Linked DNA regions of Mus musculus: region 1 is linked to region 2. The links are chromatin loops, found by intact Hi-C in ENCODE. Cell type or tissue: gastrocnemius. All regions are shown on one strand. Links, peaks and the distances in the headings refer to the core of each region. The heading gives the core; the rest is flanking DNA. Region 1 has its middle 15 kb from the start of Gprc5b. Region 2 overlaps Pdilt (protein disulfide isomerase-like, testis expressed).

Region 1 (11,096 bases), core at 1,980-9,979, 510 kb before region 2:
TAACGTTCCCTGCCTCAGGTATTTTGTTAAAGCAACCAGAAAGGGACAAGATAAAGGGACTAGAATTTCTCCAAGTGCAGATTTTAGTAAAGCAGGGTTTGGCTTTGGGTTTGGAGCTTAGGGTCAGGTTGAGGCTTTTCTTTTCTTATCTTTTCTTTTTCTTTTCTTTTCTTTTTTTAATCATTTAATTCATTTACATTTTTGAATGATATCTCCCTTCCCATTTACCCCTCCACAGCCCCCCACCCCATTCCCCCTCTCCCCCCTCCCCTTGCCCTTATGAGGGTGCTCCTCCACCCACTCACCACTCCCACCTTATTGCTCTAGCATCCCCTACACTGGGGCATCAAGCCTCCACAGGACCAAGGACCTCCTTTCCCAATGATGTCAGATAAGGCCATCCTCTGCTGCATATGTATTTGGTGTTCTGGGTCCCTCCATGTATATTTATTAGCTGGTGGTTTAGTCTTTGGGGGCTCTGGGTGGTCCAGTTAGTTGATATTGTTCTCCTTATGGGGCTGCAATCCCCTTCAGCTCCATCAGTCCTTCCCCTAGCTCTTCCATTGGGTTCCAGGCTCAGTCCGATGGTTGGCTGTGAGTATGTGCATCTGTACTGGTCAGGTGCTGGTAGAACCTCTCAGAGAACAGCCATACCAGGCTCCTGCCAGCAAGTGCTTCTTGGCATCAGCAATAGTGTCAGGATTTGATGTCTGCAGATGGATTGGATCCCTAGGTGAGACAGTCTCTGGATGGCCTTTCCTTCAGTCTCTGTTCCATTTTTTTTGTCCCTGTCTTTCCTTTGGACAGGAACATTTCTGGGTTAAAAATTTTGAGGTGGGTAGGTGGCCCCATCCCTCAACTGGGGGCTATGGCTATCTACTGGAGGTGGTCTCTGCAGGTTGTATCTCCTCTTTGTTGGGCATTTTGACTAAAGTTATCACCATTGGGTCCTGGGAATCTCTTGCTACCCTGGAGTCTTGGACTTTCTAGTGGCTACCCCAGTTCCCCATCCCCGACTGCTACATACCTCTATTCAATTTCCTGACCTTCTGTACTTATCTCCTGTCCTTTCCAACACCAGATCCCGCCCAATTTTTCCCTCTCCCTCCTCTCTCCCTCCCAGGTCTTTCCCTCCCTCTATCTCCTATAATTATTTTGCTCCCCATCCTATGTAGGATTGAAGCATCCACACTTTGGTTTTCTTTCTTTTAGAGCTCCATACGATTTGTGTTGTATCGTGGTATTCTGAGCTTTGGGGCTAATATCCACTTATCAGTGAGTACGTGCCATGTGTGTTCTTTTATGTCTGGATTATCTCGTTCAGGATGATATTTTCTAGTTCCATTCATTTGTCTGTGAATTTCATGAAGTCATTGTTTTTAATAGCTGAATAATATTCCTTTGTGCAACTGTACCACATTTTCTGTATTCATGGTTGAGGTTTTCTTTAGAGAAGGGGTCTTCTGAAACAGTGGGGCTGATGCTGGGAGCCCTTTTGGACTCAGCAGCGGGTAGGTGGGCTTGAGTGTGGACACCTCCACAGCTCCAGGCACATGGTGGTGATAGTGGGGCACACAGCATCTTTTTAGATTCTCCAGTGTGGACTGGGGTTGTAACTCAGTGGTAGAACACTTTCCTAGCATGCACAGACTTTGGGTTTCATTCCTAGTACAAAATAAAACAAAATAAAAATTGAATGTGTTATATCCTCTGGTGCAGCTAGACCTCTTGTGACTAAAAAGGAAAAAAAATCTCTAAGATTTTAATATTCTCCATTGGCCTTCATGTATGCCTCTGCCTGATTCATCTGCCATTGTTTGCTTTCTGTTGTGGTGGTTGAACACTTTGACTGTCTTAGGCAGACATGGGGCTGGAGGAGCTGAGAATTCCACACCTTGATCCAAAGGCAACCAGGAGGGGACTGGAATTCCACACTGGGTGGAACTGGAGCATAAAGACCTCAAAGTTCACCCCTACAGTGACACACTTACTTCAACAAGGCCACACCAGTTCCAATAAGGCCACATCACCTAATAGTGCCTCTATGGGTTGAGCACTCAAACACATGAGTCTATGAGGGCCAAACCTATTCAAACCACCACATTCCACTCCCTGCCCCCCACCCCTGTACACTTGTAGCCATAACATAATGCAAAATGAGTTTACTCCAACTTCAACAATCTCAACAATGTTTAAATGTTCAAAGTCTTTTCTGAGATTCATGTAATCTCTTAACTGTAGACCCCTGTAAAATCAAAACCAAATAGCAGATTACACACTTCCAACATCACAGGATATACATTACCATTCCAAAACATCATAGTGAGGAAACACTGGACCAAAGATGACCAAAACCAGCTGGGCAAACTCCAAACTCTGTGTCTCCATGTCTCCTTTCAGCCTTGTTGACTGCAACAATCTTCTTTCTCTTAGGCTGGTTCCACTCCCTGTGAGCAGCTTTCTTTGGCAGGTTCCCCATGGCTCTGGCCCTCTAACATCTTGGGGTTTCCAAGGCAAATTCAACTTAACAGCTTCCTGTTCTAGTGTCCGGGATCCACACATGATCTTTTGGGCTCATCCAAAGGGCTTGGGTCACTTTTCCAGCTCTGCCTTCTGTGGCACTCTTGGCTCTGGTTGACTCCATTCCACTGCTGCTGCTGTTCTCGGTGATCATCCCATGACATCTCCAATATGCTGGAGATGCAATGAGGCTTCACCCATAGCCTCTCATAGGCTCTCTTCATGGTGCCAATCTTCAACTTCTTTTCATGACCCCTTCAATTCTAGACCTACAACTGCCACTGAGGCTGCACCTTCACCAATGACCTTTCTTGACCTTTCACAGTTCCAGGCATTAGCTGCTCTCCATGACCTCTTCATGCCTCCAAATCCAGTATCACCTGGGTGATTCTTACACATTACAGTACAGCTGCAGCATGAGGTACAACCTTGGCTATCTCTAGAACACAGCTTCTTTGTGTTTTCTGAAAACACTTCCCAGAAGATGTCACTTCACTGATGCTGGTCTCTTCCTAGTCACCACTGATTTCTTAGCTCCAGATAACCAGAATCAATTGTCCCAGTAGTCCCATCTATTCTTGACTCTAAAGGCAGAGCCACGTGGCCAAAGCTGCCAAGTTCTGCTGCTTGCTGGGGCTGGGACATGGACCCCTTTATCTATTACATCCTTCAGTGCTAAGCTTGGCTGTCCTGGAACTTGCTCTGTAAGCTGACCTTGAACTCAGAGAGATCTGCATGTCTCTGTCTCCTGAGCACTGGGATTAAAGGTATGTACCATCACAACTGGACTTCAGTTTTTCTTTTCTTTTTCTAAACTTTTCTTTAATTCCTTTTTAGTATAGATCTTTATAGGTTCTGGATTGTAGTTCATTCCAGATATAGTTAAGTCGACAACTGAGAATAGCCATCACAATCCATCCCTTGCCAATTTGACACACAATCATATCTCCATATATCCAAATGAGAGCAATAATCTTCACAAGAGTGAACCACACGACAGAGCCTATGATAGGCTTTTTTGAGACTTTCTCTTGTCAATGCAATTAATCTGAATCTCTTTACATTAGCCTCAGGCATACATTTCTGATAAGGGCAAAAAGTAGCCACATTCTTCACCAAAATATCACCAAGTATGATCTCTAGACAATGTACTAAAATTTGTCTCCTTTGAAACCTCTTGAGCCAGGTCCCCACAGTTCAAATCAACCTCAGTACAGCTGTCTTCCATGTTCCCACTAGGATGGCCCATTAAGCCCCACTTAAAGCATTCCACTACTTTCCCAATCCAAAGTCCCAAAATTCACATCCCTTCAAACAAAATCATGGTCAGGCCTATCACAGCAATACCCTAGTCCCTGGTACCAACTTCTGTCTTAGGGTTTTATTGCTGTGACGAGACACCAATGACCAAGGCAAATCTTTCAAAAAGGACATTTTTATTTGAGTCTGGCTTATGGTTTCAGAGGTTTAATCTATTATTGTGATAGCAGGAAGCATGGCAATATCTAGGCAGACATGGTACTGGAGGAGCTCAGAATTCTCCATCTTGATCAAAAGGCAGCCAGGAGACTCTTTCTCAAGCAGCCAGGAGGGGCCTGGAATTCTACACTTGACAGAGTTTATGCATAGAGACCACACAGCCCATCCCCACAGTGACACACTTACTCCAACAAGACCACACCACCTAATAATGGCACTTTCCATGGGTCAAGCATTCAAATACCTGAGTCTATGTGGGCCAAACCTATTCAAACCACCACAGTCACCAAGAGAAACTTGGGAAGGAAAGAGTTTATTTAATCTTAGAACTTTCAGGTTACAATCCTTCACTAAGGGAACTCAAGGCAGGGACTTGGAGGCAGGAACTGAAGGGAAGACCATGGAAGAGTGCTGCTCACTTGCTTACTCTCTATGGTTTGCTCAGACCGCTTTCTTATGCAACCCAGGACCACCAGTCCAGGAATGTCATTACCCATAGTGATCCCACATGAATCATTGATCAAGAAAATGCATTACAGGCTTGTACACAAGCCAATCTAGTGCAAGCATTTCCTCAATTGAGGTTTCTTCTAGGCTGCACAACATTCTTTGTTCTCTGGGATACATGCTGGGTGTGGATGGCAGTCCTCTATTATCTCTAGTAGAAGGGAGTCCTGGGCAAAGAGAGACTGCCCGTGTCTCTGGGGAGGGCAGTGTACTTTCCTTTGCCTCTTTAGAAGATGGTGTTCTCCAGCTCAGGGGTAAAGAGATTTGAGGCAAGCAGGTGGACGTGGGAGGCCATGGGACTGACCCCATGCCCCCTGTTCTCATGAAATAGTCTTATGAAAGAGGACAGTTTGTATGCAATTTCTGCATTAGTTACTTTTCCTGTCTCTGTGATCAAAACTTGACAAAAGCAACTTAACAAAGGAAGGGTTTGAGTGGTGACTGGGCGGGATGCAGTCCACCATGGCGGGGAATTCTAGGGTGGGGGTGTGAGGCACCAACATCACCATGCATCTGCAATCAGAAAACAGATGAATATTGGTGCTCATTCATTTTCTCCTTTTTATTCAGCCCAGGAACTCAGATCGTTTTGGTCATCCTTCCTGTTGAACCTCTTTGGAAACACTTGGAGATCAGAGATGAACCCAGGTGGACAGTGAAGATGAGCCATCGTTGTATCTGGGTGAGTTTGGGCTGTGGTCAAATGCCATCGATAAGAGCAGCCTAAACAACTGCATTCTTCGTGCCTTGCAGACAGCTTCCTTCTCATCATGTGAGAGAGGGGGGAGGAAGAGAGAGAGGGAGAGAGGGAGGAGGGAGAAGGAAGGGGAGAGGGAGAGGGAGCGAGAGGAACACACACAGAGAAAGAAAGTGTGCATTCTAACACTTCTTGATTGTGTGGGGAATGTGTGGTGAACATGCGTATGTGCACCATGTGGGTGCACCTGAGCTTGTACATATGGAGGTGATAGGTCAGTAGGTTGAGTGTTTTCTGCTCTCTTTACTCTCTCATTGAGTCTGAAGGTTACTGAGTAGCTAGACTGGCCAGCCAGTGAGCCCTAGGGATTTTCCTGTCTCTGATGACCCTTCACTGGGATTACAGATGTGTGCACTTGGTCCATGTTGGGATCCAAACTTAGCCAATCACACTTGCACAGCCAACATTTTATCCACAGAGCACCACAGCCCCATGTCATCTTCTTAAGAAGGCAGTTGTCCCATTATTGGGGTGCAGCCTCAGCCTCATGTAAACTCTATTCTCCCAAAGGTCCCACAACTTCATGGTGTCACATGGATGGTTAGAACTTTAACATTAATCTGAGAGACGCAGGCATTTGTAGGTATGGAATCAATTTCTGAGTGGCACAGAAGGTAGAGAGTATGGACTCAAGGAGAGGCAGAAGGTCTGACGCTGAAATCCTTGGCCATTTGGTCTGCAGTGCGGGACCAGGTGCTGCTCGCACAAGGTGACCACTTAGAGATGGACTCTGAGCTGGTCGGTAGTGGACTCACGGAGAGCTGGTGGCAAGCCTTCCCTGGATTGTGACATGGGTAGGAGGCAGTGGAGAAGATAGCTTTGGTGCTGGGCTGGACTCATGCTGGGTGACAGCAGACCTAGACACGACTACTTGCTTGTATTTAGAAGGGCAATGGTCAGAAATTCACCACTTCTCTTCTCCAGCATTTTCTCCAGCTCTCCTGTCCTTGGTTGGGTCTTCTGGCTTCTGTGGTTTACTTGGGGCAGATCAACACTGTCCTCCCTGGAGCTATTGTATCTGGCCACCTCTGATAGACTCATCTCAAGCCCACTCCTCTTCTACCCCAGCCCTGGAAGGCAAGAGCACTGCCTCCTCCCTCAGTCTGCAGGCTTCCTTGCTTAGCTCAGCACAGGGAGCCCAAAGGGGCCAGATGGTGGCGCTAGACTAAAATGTCATGCGGTTCTCTGTTTTAGTTAACCTGTTCTCACCTTCACCAGCCCTACCTGCTTTGCACCCATCTTCTGGCTCCCTAGGGATGTGACAAACCTGTTGCCACACCCGGCCTGTCCCTCAGTCCAGATGCCATCCCTGGCTACTGGGTAGAGGCCCTGGAGTGGGCAGCCTCTGTTTAGTGTGGCTTTCTGGCTCCACTTCTAGCGTTGTCTGTGTAGTAAATAAGCTAAACTCTCTTCTCTCTTTCACAGCAGTTCCCAGGATCCCCACTTGGGGGCGACATCTCCCTGTGTGTGGATTGTCTGGTTTGTCTGGTTTAAACTTCATCTTCCCCTCTGCCTCTCCTTTTCTCCCTCCCCTTTCTCCCTCCTTCCTTCCTTTTCATTCTATACCTTTGGCCTGTTTTACTCTTGGTATTTGTGCTTCGGATTTGATATAGACAAATAGATGAGATGGAGAGGAAGAAGGCAAACAGTTTGGAGTCAACATCTGTCCGGCTAGGGCTCAGGACCCCAGAGTCTGAGACATGATGAGGACATATTCTTTATTATTAATATGACTGTGCTATTTGCAAGGAATCACGGGTTTCACTGTGACATTGATGTACACAATGTCTCTCAATTGTGTTCTCTACTCCGACCCCTCATCCTTACACCCAATCAGAACCACTTCCACTCTGTCTTTCTTTAAATCATGTGACTTTTGTCTTTCTGCACTTGGCTTAGTCACATAACATGGTCTCCATTTTCAGCAACTGACAGAATTGCAGTCAAAACTCCATTGTGTATCTGTACCACGTTTTCTCTGTCCATTCAGCTGTTGATTGGCACTTGCCTGTGTCTGAGAGGACCGGAGCCGTAACTGGCACCCAAATGTAGGAGTCTATGGAGGGCATCAGAGGGCTGTCTGACTTTGACTTCCTGTGTCCCTTCGTCAGTTTGATAGGCAGGCGATCGCCTCTTGTTCAAGGATGCTCCATCTCACCCTCCAGGTCCTGTGAGCACGGTGAGAAGAACTCTGCAGAAGACACAGGAGTGGTGGTTAGAGGTTAAGAGCACTTTGGTTCCCAGCATCCATGTGGTGATTCACAACTGTCTGTAATTCCAGTTCCAGGGGACACCAGGCACACACATGGTCCACATAGAGCTGGGGATGTGATCCAGGCTTATGTGGGTGGATGAATGGGGTCATTACATAGGGAAGACAGATAGGGGAGGCAGAGAGGAGATGTGGTCAGGGCTGGCATCTGCCTGTAGGGAGACTATGGGATTCTGGACATGCAACCCCAAAACATGGCCCCGTTGGCATTTGAGAAGGAGAAGGAGCAGGAAGGTGGTTGTCACCCAGAGAAGGTCATCCTCGAGGTGCAGTCCCTGGTTGCTCTCATGCTTGAAGCCAAGAAGACATAATCTACAAAGGATCTGAACAGAGACAGGCCCTGCATCCTCAGCCCAGAAGACACAAGGTCTTCTTGTCCCTTTGGGTCTTTATTTATAAAGCTCTTGTACTACATAAAATCTATAGCAAATTTGCACACATGCCCTTCATTGATGTGCCTTTTGTTGTGGGAACCTGTATGCATTATTCTTTCATTCTTGTGACTGACAGCAGCAACTTAGAGTAGTGTGCTAGTCAGGGCTCCCAGAGAACTCATAGTTTCCGCTCCGCTGCTGTAACAGGATAACATGACCCAAACCAACAGACAGAGGAAGTTTATTGGGCTTACACTAACAGAGTGGAGGCCGTAATGTCAAAAGACAGGGGGCAGTAAGCGACATGGCTGCATTCTGTCACACAGGAAGCTAAGAGAGTGAACAGAAAGTGGGGCAAGCCTAAAAGCTCTGAAAGTCTTCCTCCAGTAACATACTTCCTCCAGCAACGCTTCACACCCATAAGGTCCCCAAACTTTCCCAAACCAACTGAGAGTCAAGCGTTCCTGTGGTTCCTAAATGGGGAACATGAGTCTTTTGGAGAACATTTCTTATTTGGACCACTATAGAAACAGATTCAGTAGTCTCTCTCTCTCTCTCTCTCTCTCTCTCTCTCTCTGTGTGTGTGTGTGTGTGTGTGTGTTTAATAGAGAGACTCATCCAACTGGTAGTCCAATAATGGCTGGTTGTATGCCATCCAAGAAGCTCAGAAGTCCTAGTCTGGCTCCAAAGGCTTGGAAGCTTCTGTAAAGTGTCTGATGAGTCCATGATGAAAGGCCAAAGAATGTACAGTCTGACATTATCAAACGGTGGCAGAGCCACACATGCACTCTTTCAGAAATAACAGGGCCCAAGTGTGTGCATGCCCACAGCCTTCTTCCTATTCCCTTCTGCCTGTGCAGCCAGCATGTTGGAAGGAAGAACTCACATTTCAGTGATCTTTTCTTCCCCAGTCATTGCCCCACATGCCAAGCATCTCTGGAAAACCTAGAGACCTTTTAATTCAGCCAAGTTGAAAAGCAAGACCAACCATTATAAGAAGATCATTTTTAGTTCATGTTCTAGAAGATTTGGTCCGTGATCACTTATCTTTGGTCCATGAATGAGTCAGCGTGTCATGGTGGCAGGAGTATGTGGGGGAGTAGGCTGTCTACAACAAGGCAGACAGGAAGCAAAGAGAGATGGAGGAACTGGGGACCAGGTACGACCTTCAAATGGACTCATCTCTGGACTGGCTGGGCCCTATTCTTTTCAAAGGTTTTTGGGAGAATGCCATCTGTCTCTTTTGACTTGTGGCTGACTTTCTCTGGTGCCGTCCTTCATGTTTACATGGTCTTCTTCCCTATGGCTTTCTGTGTCCTCTCATGTCTCTCTTGAGTGTGTTGTATTGTATATACCTGTTAGCTTAGATGTATACGTATGTACATGTGTGGGGGTCAGAGGTTATGCATCTTGGCTCATTTGTTCTCCATTTGGCTTTTGGGACAAGACCTCTCACTAAACTTGAAGCTCATAGAATTGGTTAGAATGGCTGGCCAGTGAGCTTCAAAGATCCTCATGTCCCCACGAGTAAGAAGTGGGTGACAGGCACAGATCACCTGCTTTTTTACATGGATGCTGAGGATGTGAATTCAGGTCCTAATGCTTGCTTGGCATGTGCATTACCCACTGAGACATCTTCCCAGCCTTCTCTCCAGACCCTTTAGGACACCAAGTGTTGGAGGTAGAGCCTGGCAGTCACGTGTTTCCCAGGGAAGAGTCACCACAAGCACTGTAGAATGTCCTTACCATGGCACTCTGGCAATGACATCACTGATCCTATATGATCTGGATCCATATGGTACAAAATGATTACATCTGCCAAGATCCCACTTCCAAAAGACAACATTCTGAAGTAGACGACTCTCAGGAGATGCTAACTAGGCAGCCTACTGTCAGCATCTATCTGTTGTCTGTCTGTCTATCTATCTATCTATCTATCTATCTATCTATCTATCTATCTACCATCTATCTATCTATCTTCCTTTCACTCCAGAGGTAGATAAGAAGGCGTTCTCATCTTTATTTTACAGTGTAAATAGTGGCTTAGGGATCCTTAGCTTGCCCAAACTATCCATTTAACAAACATTGGCTGGGTGTGGGGACCCTGGACCCCAGTGCTCAGGAGGAAGAAGCAGGATGGTTGTGAGACCAAGGTCAATCTGGGCTACATGGTGAGGCCCATTTTCAAAAACAGAACAGAACAAAACAACTCTTTCAAAACATGTAAAAACAACAGCAGCAAGTGACAGCTGAAATCCAGCATAGAGTGAGTGACAGATGAAATCCAGAGTAGAGTGACAGCTGAAATCCAGAATAGAGTGAGTGACATCTGAAATCTAGAGTACAGTGAGTGATAGGTAAAATCCAGAATAGAGTGAGTGACAGCTGAAATCTAGAGTAGAGTGAGTGACAGGTGAAATCCAGAGTAGTGTGAGTGACAGGTGAAATCCAGAATAGAGTGACAGGTGAAAACCAGAATAGAGTGACAGCTGAAATCCAGAATAGAGTAACAGGTGAAATCCAGAGTAGAGTGAGTGACAGGTGAAATCCAGAGTAGAGTGAGTGACAGATGAAATCCAGAGTAGAGTAAGTGACAGATGAAATCCAGAGTAGAGTGAGTGACAGCTGAAATCCAGAATAGAGTGACAGCTGAAATTCAGAATAGAGTGACAGCTGAAATCCAGAATAGAGTGAGTGACAGCTGAAGTCCAGAATAGAAGGCCCTAGACAGTAGAAGAGTCTGTGTCACCTCAGAGGGACAGAACTTAATGGAGAAAAACAGCTGAGGACAAAGAGTGCTGGGGTCACCCTGTGACAGAGGGTGTCTGAAGGAGCTGGGATGCAGCTTAGCTTAGCTGTGTAGGGCCCTTAGCTCTATATGCAGCCATAAAATATTAAAATGAACAAAATATAAAACAGATAACAAAATAAAGTAAAAGGGGTTTGCAAGAAGGACACCTGGATTGAGTTTGCTTATCAGTGACACAGCCCTATCTGTGTCACAGCCTCAGGCAGAAAACAGCTCAGCTAGGTACAGCTTAGAACTAAGCTTTTACATTTGATGTTCTGTCTGTTTGCTGCCTCCTCTCTCCTCCAAGCCTTGTTGACTTTTGCAATTCTTTAAGGAACTATGACGCTATCCTGCCTGGCCTGAGATGTGGCCCCAGCTTGGCGGGGGGTGGGGATG
Region 2 (11,096 bases), core at 1,301-9,300:
ACAATGAGGGAATGAAGGAAGTGGACCACCAGGAAAGCCAGCTTGAGAGGCGTCGCTCCCAGGCCTCCTCTTCTGGGATGTATGACCTCTGCTTGGTTCTCTGGAGCCTGAGGAACTCAGGTCCTTTGGGGCATCTTATTCCCATGTGGCTGCAGCTTGGACACTGCCCTTGCCAGACACTGTGCCTCCCCTGGCTCTTGACTCCATGCCAGAGGACACAGCGCTAACAACTCAGGTGTGAATGCTGTGTCAATGATTGACTGGGACAGAGCTTGCCTGCATATTTCCAAGCACAAGCTGTGACTGCATCACTAATAGAAGCCCCAGAGGCCATTTGAGTCTCCTTCCTCCAGGGAGGTGGACGCAGCCAAGTCTCTCACCATCAGTCCTTGCATATTAGAGGAGGACAGGACTGGGCTTTGACCCAGCAAGGACTACATCCCACCTGCGTCCTGAGCGAAAGTTCACAACACAGTGCAGGTGGTGCACAGAGCCATGTCTCCTCTTGGAATTCCAAAAAAGTCCTGTCCTGAAAGTAGGCACTATTCATTCTGTCTACAACAAGCAACTGTAAGACAGGGTCTACAGCTTAGCTCAAGTACTCACAGCCAGAGCACATCTTATTCAAAGGGTGGGCTATCCTGGAATCCCGTTTCTCCTTTCTCTGTTGGGAAGTAACCCTGAGAGGGAGATGAGCAAGCTCAAAAATATGTGTGGTCTTTTTATGTGTGTCTTCCTGAACTGGGCTCTTGGAATTTCATTTTGCTCAAACTTAACTATTAAGAACATAATTGTTCCTAAATTAATACTTAATAATAAACATTTCTATTTATTTAACATACAGCACAATGTAGATCAGTGATTAACAAACTTAGCCCATGAACCGAATATGACCCACTGTTGGATTTTATAAATAAAACTTTATTGGAATACAGCCATTCCTGTTCACATAGTGCATAGCAGAGTAGGTAGGTGTGATAGGTTTTTTGCCTCATAAGGCTAGAATACCTACTGCATATCCCTTTCCAGAAAAATCTTCCCTGCCTTTATTGCTTACTAACCTGAGTATTCTCTTTGTAAAAAAAAAAAAAATCAATATTTCAGTGTATGTATTTATGTGTGTCAGTGCGCAGGTACCACAGAGCTTGTGTGAAGGTCAGAGGATAGCTTCTTGGAGTCCAACATGAGGGTTTCAGGGATCAAACTCGTGTTGCCAGGCTTGCCAGCAAGCACCTTTACCTGCTGAGCCATCTTGCCAGACCCAGCTAGGATGCTGTGTAGAAATTAGTCCACTTTGCTGGGCGACAGCAGTAAAAATCATTGCCAGGCTGGGCTGTTGAGAAGCATAAAAGGCCCCTGGAAGGCAGCGTTGGCTTCAGGGACCTATCAGGCCCTGTGCTCTGCAAACATTGCTTCATCTTCCTAGCAGCCTGGAGTGGTAGAGATTTCATGTGCCCCATTTTAAGATCAGGAAACTGAGGCTGGACGAGAGGGATTGGCTGCTGCCGGGGCGAAAGGCATGGATTTGGTTGCAGATGCTGGAGCCCAAGGATGGAGCTTAGATCACCCGTGTCTTGGTGGTGCTCTTCAAAGCAGATAGTGCGATCGTGTGAGGCAACTTCTTGATCAGAATGCAGATATCGTGGGAACACAGCTGAGCAGCAGACTGGGCAGTCAGTCAGGGAAGACTTCCTGGAAGAGGAGATGGAAACCTCCTGCATGGCAAAGGTGGTCTCACAACTCATTGTCACATCCCAGACACAGGAGTCCTTCAGTACCTTCTCCACCAACCTCACGTAGAGTGTAGAAGCCACACCACAATCATCTTGTCATCTCTCAATGGAATCAGGTCTCAGTTGTCCTTCAACAAGGAAGGGCAAGCTAGCACCTGAGCGATGCCACAAGCAGGTGTATATTTGCGCAAACTACACCAGGCCTGCTTCATTCTTCACCGTCTCCCTGGAGCCAAGACATCATCTACCCCTTGCGTGGGATGGATGAACCCCTGTTGTTGAGGATCATTGCTCAGCATCCCTAGCAATCAGATCCCATCCCTCTTGCCACATCCCTCCTCTGGTTCCGCACACTACCCTCCATTTGGACTATTGCCCTGCCTGGTCTGTTACATAAAGTTCCCTCTGAAGCGCTTTCCTAGCCAGCCCGCCCAGTGTCTCTCTCACGCCCTCTTGTGAGCATCTTGAGAACTGCAATGAGCTTGCATTCCCTTGCTCCTAAGTTCTTATTTTTTAGCTCCGGCAGGCAGCACGATTCTGTTAGGTTTGTTCAAAGCTAAACCCCCTACTTGCTCTCCATCTCCTGAAGTGGGCTGGCTCATTTGTTTGGCTTATTTAGCTCCTGGACTTTTCTTGTGCTCGCTTCTTAGAAGAAAGCTTCAGAAGTGTCAAACCGTGTAAAAGGCAGTGCCTGCTTTCTGAGTCTGCCCCTCAACACATGTACCATGGTGCCATTCTACTGGCATGGTAGAGGTTGCTCTCAGTTCTTTTGTTACACTTAATTTATGAATTATTCAAGAGTGTGTGCCACAGCTTGCTTGTGGAGGTCAGAGAACAGCTCACAGGCACCGAGTGCCCTCTTCTACCCTGTGGGTTGTGGGAATTGAACTCGGGTTCAGTCTTGGCAGCAAATGCCTTCACCCACTGAGCTATCTCAGTGCCCTCCTGCTGAGCTCCTTCAGGCTTACCCAGTATTGTAACATCCATCCATTCTTCCATCCATCAGTGAGTCCACCCATCCACCCGCTGCCCCAGTCTATCTAGTATCTGTTTACACATCCCATAATTATTTACACTTAAAAATTAGGATCAGCCATGTCACATGCTAAGGTACATGATTCTCCAGACATCTTCATCACCATGGTAAGGTGTCAGTAAATGGGTTTGCAAATAGATTGGTCATCAAATAAAGCAATGAATGACGGTTCGAGAGAAAGTACTGGGTAGAAACCCCACCTTTGCTCTAATACCTGCAGTCTTTCTTGTTTATGTGCATGTATGTACATGCTTGTGTGCGTGTGCATTTAGAGGCACAGAGATCAACCACACATATTCTGTGGTCACCGTTTTTTTTTTTTCAAATGAGGCCTCTCACTAGCCTAGAAATTACCAAATGGGCTAGCCTCGATGGCTTGCTAGCCCCATTACCTGCCCATTTCCACTTCCCCAGCTCTGGGATTACAAGGTGTCACCAATCCTGCATTTTTTCCACGGGAATCCTGGGGATCAAACCTGGGTCCCTGCCAAACACTTTACTATCAAAGCTATGTCTCTAGCCCCTGGCAACCTCCTCTTTGGGCCAGCAGTGTTTCCCTGGCGAAACCCTCTACAGCAGAAAGTAGAATTGGAAAGGAGCTCTGGTTTGCAGTCTAAAACTCATGTTCCCCTCCCTGGCTGAGAACCTGTGGCAGGAGCGGCTGAATGCTCACCCAGTCCCAGTTTCCTTCTAGACAGAGCTGAACCAGATTTCTAGGCTCTCTTGCACTTGACTGGGAGCATGGATCAGAATTCCAGCCAACGGGTTGCAAATGGGAGTGATTTCACCACTCTCAAGCCACGCTCACAACCTATGGTGAGTTCCTGCATTTGAATACCAAGGAAAAGGGAGATGGCTCCAGGACTCAAATTGAGATGGAGCAACAAATGGAAAGAACCTAGGTCATGAAAGGCATGTGGACCAGAGTCTCCCACATCCAGCCTTGAACTGCCTGCCAATGGCTTCCCATGGACATGGGATCACTTGAACCCCAGTCACCATTACCTTTGCAGCTGATGGGCTTTAACCTGTTGCCCTCAAAGAACAGCTTCAATTCCGGGGCATGGGTGATGTCAAACTCCTGCTGAAGTTCCGTCTCCTTGGTGATGTCCACTTTGCCAAAGCCCAAGCCATTCTTGCCCTTCCCGAAGATCTCTGCGGCTTTGCCCAGCTCCTTGGCCAGCTTCCTGGACTGTTTTAAGGATGGGTTGTCTGGAAGAAGCAATATAAAGATAGACTAGGCTTCTCTCTCCCCTTCCCTTTCTCGTCCTGTTTGTCCTGAGAGCCCCTGGATTTCCCAGTGTTCACAGCTAAGGAGTAGGTTTTACAAATGTGACAGGTGGAGTGACAAATACATCATAAAATGGGTTGATTTGGGATATTATCAGAATCAAGTGAAATTAATTTAACAGTCAGGGTGCTTAGTATTTTATAAGGGTTTTTACAGGTACTAAGGCTATTACCCCCTTCAATAATCTTATAAGGTAGATGCTATCATTATTATTATTAATTATTATTATTATTATCATCCCATTTTATATGAAGGTACATCAAAACCATTCTTGTCTAAGGCTCTGGTACAGGACACACTCAAGCTGGCTGCAGCACTCCTGTATTTTTAAACTTTGACTAGGTATGTAAAAACACTTAGAGTAATTCCTATCACATAGTAAAGACATAATGCATTTTAATTACTGCTGTTATTAAAATGGTGTAAATTTTTCTTTGATCAGAAATTAAGGGCTAGTGATATAGCTCATTTGCGCCATCTGGTGGAATGCCTTGGAACTAAGCAATTATTGTGCCTCTGGAAACTCAAGTGAGGTATGTGTGAGGAGCAGGGTACACTGGATGCTCCCTCCCCTCTCTGATCCCACCACCTTGCTAATGGGGTAGCCAAAGGGACCTGGTACTCTGTTAAAGTATCTGATATTCTGGGATCCTTGGCTGTTCACACAGTTGGGCAGCGAGGTGAGGTAGGGGCTCTTTACTAAAACCAGCCTCAGAGAACTGACCTTGGTCATGGCATGGGCTGTCCTCGTTGGAGTGGAAGGAGACGAAATGGAAAACCACCTGATGACATGGCTAGACTGCAGGTCCCTACTGCCACATAGCAGAGGTGTGTGCTGAGTCAGGGCTGGGGGAAACAGCTTCCTTTTCAAGCCAGAACATTCTATTTTTTCCATCTGGCACACTTTGAGAGAGCGCAGGTCACCTCCCAACTGTGGTCAAGGTCACTCTGACAGATATGTTTCATAAAGCAAAGCCTGGGACAGCCGGCACTGGCCCGGTTGCCAGTCACTGGCTCAGCGCTGGATCCTGAGTGTGAGTGGTCAGTGATCATTCTCATTAAACACATCCACACACGTGGATGGGGGGCAGAGACTTTGTGCCTCCCACGTGGATCGAGGTTTCTATCTGCTTCATCACCGTTGCTACCCTCATCACACCCATCTAGTGCCCGCAGCAAGCTCTGGCCTCTTTGCCGGTGGCTCTAATCAATGGCCTCTCCCAGTTTCCCCGTGGACTTTGTCATGCTGGGCTCATGCTTTTGAGTTTATGATCAGGCAGGGGAAGTCTTGGGATGATTGCCAAATGGTGGAGCATGTAGAGATACCTCACACGGCTCAGTGGGGTGTCTGAAGTGGAGGTAAGGGAGTCCGTGCTTCCATGGGCATAGGCCTCTCAGACTTCTGTTCCACCCACCCTTTCTTTTCTCCATATACTCTTAGCCACAGGATATACCGCAGGCTTCTGAAGATTTTGTCTCTCCTCTCCTGCCTATGAGTTCCGGGAAGGCAATGTAGCTACGGGGATGGCGGTACTGAGTACAATATTTGCAATGTGGGTATTTGATAAATGACCATTAAAAATCATCACTGCCATAGTTAAAACCATGACAGCTATCATCATCAACACCCTTTCATCACCACAATCATCATCACTGTTAGCATGCCCATCACTACCACTACCACCTCCACCATCTACATCACCATCTATATCGTTATAACTTCTATCATCATCATCGTCATCTCCTACATCTTAATCTCTACCGTCATTATCATCACCTCCATTATCATCACCTCCGTCAACATCATGGTAAAAAGAACTATAAATTGTAGCTAGCTTTTCTAAAAGACATACAATGCAGGTATTTTATTTACAGGATGTAAGCCTATATTGGAGAGGTTTTGAAGCTATTCTAACTTTCATCCCAGCCATATGTCCCTTGTCACTCGTTGTGTCTCCTGGCCACGTGCTTATGGTCCATCTCCTCTCATGGCGACCTTCTCCTTTTTTGCCTGCCTGCTTTCTTTCTCTTTCTCTCTTTCTCTCTTTCTTTCTTTCTTTCTTTCTTTCTTTCTTTCTTTCTTTCTTTCTTTCTTTCTTTCTTCCTTCCTTCCTTCCTTCCTTCCTTCCTTCCTTCCTTCCTTTCTTTCTTTCTTTCTTTCTTTCTTTCTTTCTTTCTTTCTTTCTTTCTTTCTTTCTTTCTTACTCTACCTGCACTTCCCAGGCAGGTAACTGAAAACCCGCCTCCCTTTATCAACTGCCCAATCCCAGGCTTTATTTAGCCTTTTATTGGCTTGGGGAGCAAGGTTACCTAGCATCACTTAGTGAAACTGAGGATCTGCTGCTTGGTGGCAGCCAGATCTTGGGGGCCAGTGTTTAGCATCCTGAATCCACAGCAGGGCCAGAATGATCCCAGCATATCACTCTCTTTATAATAAACTCTATTCCGTGTTAGTTACTCCTGTTCTGCTATAATAAAACACTCTAACCAAAAGCAACTTGGGGAGAAAACACAATTTATTTGCCTTATAGTTCTGGGTCATAATCTTTCACTGAGGGAAGTCAGAGCAGGAACTCGAGCAGGAACGAAATCATGAACCATGAAGAAACACTGCTTACAGGCTTGTCAAGGACCCCCTGCCCAAGGAATGGTGAGACATTCCACAGTCGTTTTCACCCTGCTATATCAATTAATAATGAATACAATACCTCATAGGAATGCCCACAGACCAATATGACTAAGCAGTTTCTCAACTGAGGCTTCTCCTCTCAGATAACTCTAGGCTATGTCAAGTTGGCAATCAAGGCTAACCTGGACTGTTGTCACCTCTGCCATTCTTATATTTATCCATCACCATCTCTCTATCATTACCTCCATCATCACCAAGTATCACCATTATCCCAGTCTCAATGACCATCTTCATAGTGATCCCCAGCAGTATCTCCTGTAACCCCAAGACACATTCTTGCTACCTTAGCCTTAGGGGCAAGTGGTAAATGGCCCTAATTCAATGACTTCTAAATCTTTCCTTGATCACTTTCCACCAAAAAGTGAACTTTCCCTCTCTCTTTGACTCAATTCAGGTGAATTGTCACAGAGAAAATGAGAGCCCAAGAAATTATCATTCATCCATCCATTCATCCATCCATCCATCCATTCAGTCAGTCAGTCAGTCAGTCAATCATTTGACATGTGTGAAGACCTACCGTGTCTCAACAGTGCCAGATCTAAGAATAGACACGGGTAAGGTACATGCAAGTTTAGAAGTGCTTTTGGTATGATGTGGCAAAGGGTAGGCTAAGAAGGAAGGCTAAGAAGAAGAGTGGGAAAGAGTCCTCCCCAGGCTACATGGGCATGAGAAAACACTTCCTCACAAGAAACTTAAATCTCACAGTCCAAGTGCAAAACTGAAGGGAGGATGCTACAGAACCTCATGCAGGACAAACGGCCCAGAGACTCGATCCAGAACATTCCATTCTGACAACTAGAGCTGCATTCTAGGAACCCGTTTCTCTGGGTGCTTTATAGAGAACACGCAGAAGGCGCGTGGGATCCATAGGGGAGCCTGCCTCAGGTCTCAGGCAGGGACTGGTAAGACCGAGGCCTGCAATGACAGACTGTATGGAGAGGGATGGGGACCACAGAGCTTTGGGTGCAGAAACAATAGAGTATGGAGATACAGTCTATATGAGGCTACAGCAAATTTGGGGATGGCCCTGAGGTTTCTGACTTTGACATTGAATGGGTGGTGGTGTCATCGGTGCACACAGGAGGTTAGGAGAAACAGGTTCTCAGAACCAAATCCAAAATACTGGAGTTTGTTTTAGACGCAGGCAGCTTGAGAGCTGAGAAGGAAAGGTTCTGCCAAGCATTGACCTTGAGTTCTGGAGTCTTCAGAAAGATGAGAGGCTGGCCAAGGATTTGAGAGCGGCTGAGATCTCCCCAAAACTCTCCTGTATAAAAAGCCCAACTTCCAACTTCCTCTGAGGAAAACGCTTATAAGCCTGCTCCAAAATGATTTTCCAAAAGGTCACTTTAGAAGGCCTGCCAGTTTTCAAAAACTCATTTTGAATTCAGTTGTGTATTGATAGACTCAAAGATGGGAACTTAATGACTTTAATTGACTGTTGCTTTTAGATGGCAATAATCGCTGCTCATGTGAAGGGAAGTGTTCACATACTTTGAAGTGTTCATATTGGTTGCTATTGGAGTGATTTTAAAAATGTAAAAGCAGGAGTTGAGGGTGTATCACGGTAGTAGAGGGTTCGAGAAAAAAAGACGTTAGCCTTCCCCTGTGACAGAACAGCTATTGGTGAGCAGAATTTTGGGTTCCTACAGGGACAGGCCAATGTCCAGCTGAGTGCCTGTCGTATTTTTGTGTTTTCTTTCCATCTGATAGTATATGGAAGCCCTATGGTCCCCCAACTCAATGAGACAGGCATCACCCTTCATTGCCAGAGCCAAATACTCACGGAAAATCACCATTAGGAAGCGGGTTTCATTCAGCGTCTGCGTCAAGCCTGCGGGAGTCAGCACCATTAAGTTATGATCCTCCAGGATGTGCAAAGGCTGGGAAATGTTGATGCCCGTGTCTATCTCTGGTGAGCCAAGGACCTCTGAGAGGCAAGCAGCCACCAGCAGCAAAGGTGTCCAAAGCAGTTCCATGGATGGCCTGCAGGGGGCAGCAGAGGAAGCATATCTCTTCTCAAACCTACACTGATGGGGACCTTGGAGCATGCAGGCACTGCAGCAATGTACACAGCTTGGCAAAAGACAAGCTTGTCTGAGCAACCTCAACCCCTGGGCACTAGAACAACTCCTATTCATCGAGACCTGGAGTCAAACACAGACCTTTGGAAACCACTGGGTTTTCTAGCTACTTGGAGAGAAGTTTGTAGAGTAAGTGCCACTGCAGAATCCCAAAGTGAACCTCTGACCGGTCTCCTCCCACCATCCCGTTACCAATACTAACGATGCCTCCTGCCCCTCCAACTCTGCCCAGACCACTTCCTTTAACCCTTGAATCATATATATTGTATTTTTCCTTTCTCGGTTTGCTATGTTTGGTAAAAAAAAAAAAAACTCTTCAAAAGCGTGAACCACAAGTCAGCGTCTATTCTAGGATGTTTCAAGATTTCCATTGTCAACGCAATTCATCTAAATCTCTTCATTTTAGCCCCCAGACTCTTAGACAAGGGCGAAAAGCGGCCATATCTTCACCAATATCACAAGAACAGTCTCTAGGTTACGTTAGGTTACATCTAGGTTACGTCTAGGCTAACGTTCTTCTCCTCTGAAACCTCTTGAGCCAGGCCCCACAGTTCAAATCACCTCCGCACTACTGTCTTCCATGTTCCCACTAGGAATGCCTATGAAGTCCCACTTAAAGCATCCCACTGCTTTCCTAATCTAAACTCCTGAAATCTGCTTGCCTCTGGACAGAAGCATGCTCAAGCCTATCACAGCAATAACCCCAGATCCTGGTACCAACGTGTCTTAGGGTTTTATTGCTGTGAAGGGACACCATGACCAAGGCAACTCTTATAAAGGAAAGCATTTAACTGGGACTGGCTTACAGTTTCAGAAGTTTAGTCATTATCTCTAAGGTACAAAGCATGGCATCATGCAGGCAGATGGTGCTGGAGGAGCTGAGAGTTCTACATCTTGATCCAAAGGCAACCAGGAGAAGACTGTGTGCCACACTGGGTTGGAGTTTGAGTTTAGGAGACCTCAAAGCCTGACACCACAGTGACACACTTCCTCCAACAATGTCATACCTCCTCCAATAAAACCACACCACCTAATGGTCCCTATGGACCAAGCATTGAAACACATAAATCTATAGTGAGGGGGGGATTGTCCTTATTCAAGCCACCACAGTCCTGTCTTTTAGTTATTGCTATGATGAAACACCATGACTAAAAGCAAGCTTTGAAGGAAAGGGTTTACTCGGCTTATACTTCCATATCACTGCTCATCACTGAAGGAAGTCAGGATAGGAACTAAACCAGGCAAGAACCCAGAGGCAGGAGCTGATGCAGAGGCCACTGAAGAGTTCTGCTTACTGGCTTGATATCTATGTCTTGCTCAGTCTGTTCTATAGAACCCAGGGCCTCCATCCCACGGATGGCATCACCCACAATGGGCTGGACCTTCCCCCATCAATCACTAATTAAGAAAATTCCCTACAGGTTTGCCTACAGCCCAATATTATTGAGGCATTTTCTCAACTGAGACTCACTCCTCCCAATGACTCTAGCTCATGTCAAGTTGACATAAAACTAACCAGTACAAGATCCAAATATCTATGTGCTTCAAAGGTTCCAGATGATTCTTAAACTGTTGTTGTTTCAACTCTTTACTTGAGTACTCTTAGCCACACCCCCTGAATAGTCTCAGCCACACCCCCTGAGTAGTGCCACTCCTCCTGATCCTGTGGGGGCCATTTTTATTCAAACCAGCACATTCACTCATTCATTAGTTCGCTCACTATGTATTTTTTCAAGTCATGAGCCATGCTGCCTTCCCTTCTAGGCACAGAAGACACAGGAGTGGATGAAACAGACTAGAGTCTTTATGTTCTGCTGGGAAACAAGTAGATGAGACAAAAAAGAAGGTGCTGATAAGAGCTGGGAACAAGAGCAGGGAGGAAGGACTGGAAAATGATGGAAGAAAGGAACAGCATAGCATTTAAGGGAGGATGGTGGTAGAAAGCTTTGTTCAGGGAACACGTGACTAAAGCAAGCAAATAAAATGAACTGTACATTCTCCAGGAGTGGAGAGAATGTAAACCCTCCTCCCAGCCATCACGTGCTGCCCTTTTGCTCTTTCTACTGAGAGTCCCCTGAAACCTAGGCTTGGCTCTGTGTCATCTCTGGCAGACCATCAAGAGCTGCATCCCTGCTTGCACTGTGCCCTCAGCTGTTCTCTGCCAATGCCTTGCCCGCTTGTTACCTAGGTGTGGACCTCATTCTTTTTGTGCCTGCTTGCTCCTGTGGCCAGCATCCTTCCTGCTCAGTCCTAAAAATTCCAAACT

What was found. Hi-C counts contacts between places; a loop is a spot of excess contacts. Peaks named below come from ENCODE experiments on the same cell type or tissue, not always from the same donor. Only the 100,000 strongest peaks of a DNase experiment are listed, where the experiment ranks them.
Region 1: a loop joins it to region 2, with 8 times the contacts of the local background. A loop is called at or near these places in 38 of 42 quality-filtered maps.

Annotation. Positions count from the first base shown.
Region 1 is chr7:119,004,673-119,015,768 of GRCm38, forward strand. No RefSeq gene overlaps it. Among named protein-coding and RNA genes, the nearest start is that of Gprc5b, 15 kb to the left of the region's middle. In gastrocnemius, for the core only: a CTCF peak has its summit at 6,699 (motif pointing right); DNase peaks (open chromatin) are centred at 6,443 and 6,693.
Region 2 is chr7:119,511,100-119,522,195 of GRCm38, forward strand. Pdilt (protein disulfide isomerase-like, testis expressed) reads right to left here. Exons shown (of 12, transcript NM_027943.1): 2 at 8,533-8,732; 3 at 3,775-3,981. The coding sequence starts at 8,725. Among named protein-coding and RNA genes, the nearest start is that of Pdilt, 6.8 kb to the right of the region's middle. In gastrocnemius, for the core only: CTCF peaks have their summits at 2,175 (motif pointing left), 4,538 (motif pointing left) and 8,735 (motif pointing right); DNase peaks (open chromatin) are centred at 2,177, 2,671, 4,548 and 8,731.